Linked DNA regions of Mus musculus: region 1 is linked to region 2. A link is a contact called in ENCODE POLR2A ChIA-PET data. All regions are on one chromosome and are shown on one strand. Each heading gives the region's core, a stretch centred on a gene start or an enhancer-like site at or near the end of the contact. The rest is flanking DNA. Distances are from core to core; before and after follow the strand shown. Region 1 holds the start of Pigs (phosphatidylinositol glycan anchor biosynthesis, class S). Region 2 holds the start of Proca1 (protein interacting with cyclin A1).

What was found. ChIA-PET counts read pairs that join two places held with the same protein, here RNA polymerase II (POLR2A).
Region 1: POLR2A ChIA-PET joins it to region 2 with 13 read pairs in embryonic stem cell. The contact joins the promoter of Pigs here to the promoter of Proca1 in region 2. POLR2A ChIA-PET finds 5 or more read pairs at or near these places in 4 of 5 experiments (Patski and embryonic stem cell).

What each region holds. Positions count from the first base shown.
Region 1 is chr11:78,326,875-78,330,449 of GRCm38, reverse strand. It overlaps Pigs (phosphatidylinositol glycan anchor biosynthesis, class S), which reads right to left and starts at 2,028. Exons shown (of 12, transcript NM_201406.1): 1 at 1,942-2,028; 2 at 1,579-1,718; 3 at 1,364-1,475. The coding sequence starts at 1,975. It overlaps Aldoc (aldolase C, fructose-bisphosphate), which reads right to left. Exons shown (of 9, transcript NM_001303423.1): 9 at 2,669-3,575.
Region 2 is chr11:78,192,517-78,196,183 of GRCm38, reverse strand. It overlaps Proca1 (protein interacting with cyclin A1), which reads right to left and starts at 1,482. Exons shown (of 4, transcript NM_001368876.1): 1 at 1,230-1,482. The coding sequence starts at 1,311.

The DNA of each region.
Region 1 (3,575 bases), core at 779-3,278, 130 kb before region 2:
TTGTGAGACTAGGCCGGGGCCTAGCAAACACAGAAGTGGATGCTCACAGTCAACTATTGGATGGATCACAGGGCCCCCAATGGAGGAGCTAGAGAAAGTATCCAAGGAGCTAAAGAGATCTGCAACCCTATCGGAGGAACAACATTATGAACTAACCAGTACCCCAGAGCTCTTGACTCTAGCTGCATATGTATCAAAAGATGACCTAGTCGGCCATCACTGGAAAGAGAGGCCCATTGGTCAGGCAAACGTTATATGCCCCAGTACAGGGGAATGCCAGGGCCAAAAAATGGGAATGGGCGGGTAGGGGAGTAGGGGGGGGGTACTTTTGGGATAGCATTGGAAATGTAATTGAAGAAAATACGTAATTTAAAATAAAAAAAAAAAAAGAACACATGAAACCGAAATAAAACCTAAATCATTTAGTAAAAAAAAAAAAAAAATACTGATGAAAAAACAAAACTGAACATGAGATTATGCATCCAATAAAGATCAGAGTCCTTGCCAGGTGTGGTGCAAGTCTGGTCTACACAGCAAGACCCAGGACAGCCAGGGCTACCCAAAGAAACCCTGTCTCAAAAAGCCAGAAACACCCAACCTCAAAAATCACATTGCCCAAGCCCTTCTGCACCTTTTTCTACTCCCCGGCAGGTGAGAATGGAGTTCAGGCTCTCCCGTGACTCCACCACGAGACCAAACCTCCTGCCTTACAGTATTTTGCTAGTTTCTTTCTTTCTGATGTTAACTATAAACATCTTTAAAATATTACCAATTTATTATTCACCCTCAAGTTCTTGGTACCTAACAAAGTGCCTAACAATACAGTGTGTGATGTTAAAATGACAAAGGTCTGAATACACATCCGATGTAACTTCAAACTCCCGTTTTCTTTCAGCTACAACCTGCTTTCCCTATGCACTGATGGGTATCAATTGCTAAGGATAAGGTGGCATAATTTACCGTATGACATAAATCACTGTCATAAGGACAGGCACTGTACTTTAGACTAACACAAACCCCCAAGTGAACATTCCAAAGGAGATCTCTTTTCTTAGGATTTGGGGGAAGCAGGCGGATGGCTCTTGATACCAAGCCTGATGACCTGAGTTGGATCCCCAAGACCAGGACCCATATGGTGGGAGGAGAAATGACTTTCGCAAGTGATCCTCTGACCTCCACAAGATGCTCCACAGCACAGACATCCACACAAACATACATGTGCGCGCGCACACTAAGTAAATGTAATAAAACATTTTAAAGTAAGTTATGAGTCGCCCTCGCCCCTCCTATGCATTCCAACTCTGGGTTTTGGGCCTGGCTCAGATGGAAAAAGCAGCCCTGACACCTCTTCATGGGAACTCACATTTCAGAGGGATCTCTCGCTCATGCACAACGGTGAAAGGTAGCTTCTCTTGGTCGTCCAGGGGCACAGAGTCCCGAGTAAACACAACTGTGACTGGCACCATGAGCCGGAGCTGCGCGAGGGATGAGGGGCATCGGGGTCTTTAGCAATGTCTGCACCTTACAGCTGGGCTGCCCCCCGGTCCCCCAGCCCCGGTTCTCCCCACCCAGTCTCACCAGCAGAGCATTCAGCCCACTGATGTCTGAGTAAGGCAATGGGGCCCGGTAAGTCTCCGTCGTCTTCCACCAGAGCGGCAGTCCCAGAAGGATGGCCACCGCGGCGAAGAAAAGCGCGGAACGCTTGCCCCGGACCACCTCTGAGGGCACAGAGGGCCGACTAAGACGCGGGAACTAGGGTGCGATGCCCGCCACACCGGGATCGTGGAGGAGTGCGGGCGGCCGGGAACCCCGAGCAAGCCGCTCCCGCGTGGCGGACCCCCAACCCCAGGCTGGAGGGAGCTGTCAGGCTTCTCGCGCCCCACCCACACATTCTGCCCGCGAGACCTCCCCACTGCGCCCTCCACCTGAAATCCACCGCACCTAGGTCCGTGGCCGCAGCTCCTGCGGCCGCCATGGTCCCTTCCGGCTGCCCAGGTCGCCGATGGGGCGGGGCCTCATGAGCTTTCTCCAATCGGAAACTCCAGAATGAGGGGGCGGGACCACGGTGCGCGACCGCTGCCAATCACGAGCAACACTGCTGACGCACGCCAGTGCGCAGGCGGAGCCCGTGAGAGGGTACGCGCTCGGCTACACTTTCAATCTGACCCTGGCTTTTCATTGAGTGCACCTGGTACTGTTTAGCTCTACAACGCCAGTTTAGAGAAGGCGATAATCTCCATGTAGCCCAGGCTGGCCTCGGACTCTGGGCCCTCTCCAATGCAGGGGATTACATGCACCACCACGTTCAGCGGAAGGGGAATATTTACTTAAATGAAGTCGAGCTTATCAAGAACCTGACTCCCGAAAAGTTTTCTAATGTCATTTCTTTTTTTTTTTTTTCTTCTTTTAAAGATTTATTTATTTATTATATGTGAGTACACTGTAGCTGTCTTCAGACGTACCAGAAGAGGGCATCAGATCTCTGTTACAGGTGGTTGTGAGCCACCATGTGGTTGCTGGGATTTGAACTTCGGACCTTTGGAAGAGCAGTCGGGTGCTCTTACCCCCTGCGCCATCTCACCAGCCCCTAATGTCATTTCTAACATAGGTCTTTTCTTCAGAGCACCAGCTCTTCAAAGCTTAAAGATAAAACTGACAAAACGGTAACTTTTTAGCATGGTTGGCTACTATGTGATTAATTTTATTTTAGTTAATGTTGAGACAGATCTCCCTATACGATCCAGAGGGTTAAAGTGATCCTGTCCCTAATGTCTGATACCTCAGCCTCCCAACTAGCCGAGACTATAGACTAGGATTTAAAAATCGATTCCAATTCGAGCGATTGAGGATGCTTCATTGAAAAATTCCTGAGCACAGCCTCTATATAGTAATGCCTGCTGTTCGAATCCTAAATAGCCTCTCAGCCTCTCTTTGAAGCCTGTTTCCTCCTATGAAAAGTACAATGGTACCTACTTTACAGAGCTGTGTTAATGCATATAATAATGGTTAGAAGAACAGTGCCTGGCAGAAGCATATGGAAATTGCTGAGTTAGCTGCTTTGATTATAAGGTCAGGCCACACAGAGCAGAACATCAATGACTTTTCCAGTGCACATCTGTCTAGTGTCACCCTACCTCACACTCTAGCCCAGGGGTAATCATTCACCACAAAGCCCTATCAGTTCTAACAAGTCCAGAACCCTCCGATGAATCCCTTCTCTACATGGAAGTGGGTCATAGCCCTTGGCAAGCTTCTAGACACTCAGCTCTGTAGCCCCGAGGCTTGGAAGGTTTCCTTATTGGAAAAGACCTAAGTGCACATTCTTCAGAGATGGAGGAGAACTGGCCCACTCTGATCCCTGCTTGTCCCCTTTGAGCCTTGCACAAAATGGAGTTTCTCATCCTGCTGGATCCTTTAATGTGTCAGTCCCTGGAAGACCTGTACCCTCCTCTCCACCCCCAGGCCCTCTAACAACAACTCCAGCTTTGGAAATCAGCAGGTAGGAGCCTGAGCTAGGGATGGTGAGCCAGGTGAACCCTTCCTCCACAAAACTTGAAGCTCAGGAAAACTCAGAT
Region 2 (3,667 bases), core at 233-2,732:
ATTCCTCACTTCTGATTTCCTTTCTTTGATCTTGATGCAGGGCCTCCCCTGTGGCGCTCAAATCCTAAAGCTATTCCAGTAAAGGCCTGTGCCTAGGCCAGGCTCAAACTGCACTGGACTCCTTTCCTCCTGTCACTCTAGCAGGCTTTATGCAAGGCTGAAGCCTGTTTGCCTTCCACTAATACTCCTAATAGATGTTGACAACATCAGCTGTTTGGGAGGGAAAACAGGAAGGATCAACGAGAAGTGGGATTTGGAGAGATAGTCTGCCTCTTTGTCCAAAGAGGACAGAGGGGAGCGGTGATCAAGGCAGTCGGTCCAGAGCTCCTGTGGCAGAATGAAGATGGTAATAGCTTGAAAGGAAGAGAAAAGCATGTGGTCTCTTCGTTGGGACAGGTAGCAGGGACCTAACTCAAAATGCACATTTATTTGTAGAGGATCCTCCTTATCCTGCAAAACCCCTCCCTTCCTTTGAGGCCCAGAGGACAGGCACTAGAGCAGCCAAAAGAATGTGTGTGGAGGGACAAAAAAAAAAAAAAAAAAGCCGGTCAGTGGTGGCGCATGCCTTTAGTCCCAGCACTTGGGAGGCAGAGGCAGGGGGGATTTCTGAGTTCAAGGCCAGCCTGGTCTACAGAGTGAGTTCCAGGACAGCCAAGACTATACAGAGAAACCATGTCCCGAAAAAAAACGAAAAAACAAAACAAAACAAAACAAAAGGTGTGTGGAGGGAAGAAAGAAAGAAAAAGGAAGAGAGAGCGAGAGCGAGAGAGCGCGAGAGAGCGAGCGAGAGAGCGAGAGAGCGAGAGAGCGAGAGAGCGAGAGAGAGAGAGAGAGAGAGAAAGAGAGCGAGCGAGAGAGCGAGAGAGCGAGAGCGAGAGAGAGAGAGAGAGAGAGAGAGAGAGAGAGAGGAGAGTGCAAGAGAGGCCAGTGAGCCCTGTTCTGGGAAATGTCTCCTAGCTAGGCACTTGGAGGTGATTATGATGTCACTTGTGGAATACTCAGACGCTTTCCCACCCTCAAGGTCAATGGAACTGGCCGCCCAGCCCTGGAGCCCAGATGAGCATTGGGCCAAGGGTTCTACCGAACCCTAGCGCCTTTGGGGCGGTAGCCCAGGCCAGAGGTTGCAGCCTAATGCTCAAGAGCTGAGCCTGGGTCGGGAGGAAGCCAAGTCAAGCAAACTTCCAGAGCCACGCCCAGCCACGCCCCCATCCTTCTGCCCCGCCCCTTACCAGTTCTCTCGGTTCTCTCAATTTTGCGGCCAGACCTTTCCTCAGTCCATCTTTTAACCGTTATTGTCGTCCTGACCCACATCGCTGTCAGCCCAGTTCTTCCACAGGACCCTACCTCGCAGAGTTCAACGTTGAACCTCAGCTTGGTCGAGCCCTCGGCCCAGCTGTAAGCTCCAGTCCAGCCCCTAGCTCCGCCTCATGCTTGCCCAACCCCCCGCCCGCCTCCCCCCCTCAGGTCTTCCAGCCCGGGTCTAAGCGTCAGTCGGGTTCTTCATCCGGGATCTCCAGCTCCTTCCAGTCCCTTCGTCACACCCTTAACGCCAGTACGGGCTTTTACCTTTACCTTACAGACCCAGCACTCAGTCCCATACTTAGCACCTTGCTGGTCCCTGCTTCTAGAAAACTCTAGCCCAGAGCCCCGCCCACAACAGTTGCTGGCCCCGCCCCTTCCAAATTCAAGCTCTAGCACCAGGACCGCCACGCCTTCTGGAGGTTAGCCAGGGACCAATCTTCATGAACGTATGTCCTTGCAGGTATCCTGGCTTTGCGTCTCCTTGGTGACAAGTCCCTCCTCCACTGTGTATAGTACACCCTAAAGCCCCCTAACCCCGGATCGCCAGACCCATCCCCCTCAGATCTACCCTTCAGATTTCCTCCCAATCCCTAGGCCCCACAGTGCCCTATTTTCCTGTTGAGAAAGTAAGGTGACTTACATTCGTGGTAACTCCATCCCAGTAGGAAACCTTCACGTTGCTCAAACACAGCGTCCACACTTCACTCGTATATCACACACGATGACGCCAAAAGTCTACACAGATCTAACATAAGAAGTACATGTGTGCGGGGTGGTGGTGGCGCACGCCTTTAATCCCAGCAACTCGGGAGGCAGAGGCAGGCTGATTTCTGAGTTCGAGGCCAGCCTGGTCTACAGAGAGAGTTCCAGGACAGCCAGGGCTACACAGAGAAACCCAGTCTCGAAAAACAAAAACAAAACAAAACAAAAAAGTATATGTGCAACTGTCCTATACATGCACCTCATGGGACTACACATTCGGGCAGGCCCCTGGGAGAACTGAGTATTGAGGTGACTTCTCACATGCACACTGGGTTAACCAACTCTGTACAAGACGATGTGAATGAATGAGAGCTGCTTCACAGATATCCCTCACGTCACATCTCTCAGTTTACCTCCAATCAGCTTCCAAAGCCAGAATAGGTGTACCTCAAAAAGCAGAGGATAGGCTGGCCATGGTGATGTTTGCCTTTAATCCACACACTTGCAGGTAGATCTCTGAGTTCGAGGCCAGCTTGATTTTCATCGTGAGCTCCAGGAGAGCCAAGATCAGGACTCAAAAAAAAAAAAGAGGGGGGGGGGTAGGGGAGAAAGCCGGATGTGGTGGCATGGGCCTGTGTGCCTTTGTTGGGAGGCAGAGGCAGGCAGATCTCTGAGTTTCAGGTCACCTGGGGCTGACCATGAAACCCTGTTTCAAAAATAAATAAATATAACCCCCTAGTAGTAAGGGTGGATTACTTCCTTAGAGTTGCTGGTCAGGGAAGCCTCTAGAACAATAGGGCTATTTACCACTGCTGTCAGCAACATTCCAAAACTGAATGGTAAGACCCTGTTGTTAATGATGTCATATGTGTTGGTTACAGGACTTGGGACTGAGCCAGAAGTGTCTGTACCAGTGGCCTGGCTCCTGTAGTACAGAAAGTGCAGTGAAGGATTTCTGGGGAGGATCATAACCCAAAGTCCTATTCAGAATTCTGAGTGTTTCATGATAGAAAGGTCACACAGCCGGTTCTGCAGGGAGATCAAACATTCTCCCCTTCAGGAAAGTTCCTTAAGCTCAGGAAGTAAACAACTCAAAGGCTTCAGGAAATCCCTGAAACTGAGCAGGTGTACTAGACCCCTTCTCCCCCAAGCATATTTAAGCAGTCAGGACTGCTTGAGAGACACTCTCAGACAAGCTGAGCTGGCTGGAAGCCCCTCTGATCTGCCCAGTTGTCCGCAGGCTGTGCAGTGTGCTCCTCATTTCCAGCTTTCATAAACTGTCACTCATACTGGAGTGGCTTTCGGTGATGCAGCCGTCTTTGAGTCATTTCTGCTTCTGTACGCAGCCCCTCACCCATATCCCTGTAAGTAACCCAATTAAACTCATTGCTTCTCCAAGTTGGACTTAGATATGTATCCTTTAGTCTACCATCAGTTCTCTATCTGGGACAAATAGATTGTCTCTCTAGGGACACAGTCACACAATACTTAGGTACATGGTAATTTTGAGGTCAGGCTGGCCTACAAGAGACCCTACCTCAAGAAGAAAGGGAGAGGGAGACAGAGAGGAAAGAAAACAGCAAGGAAAGGGTAGTTACTCAGATTTTAACCCAGAGAATCTAGAAGATATAGTTAGTCTCCAAAACCTGATCTCTGAGACGTC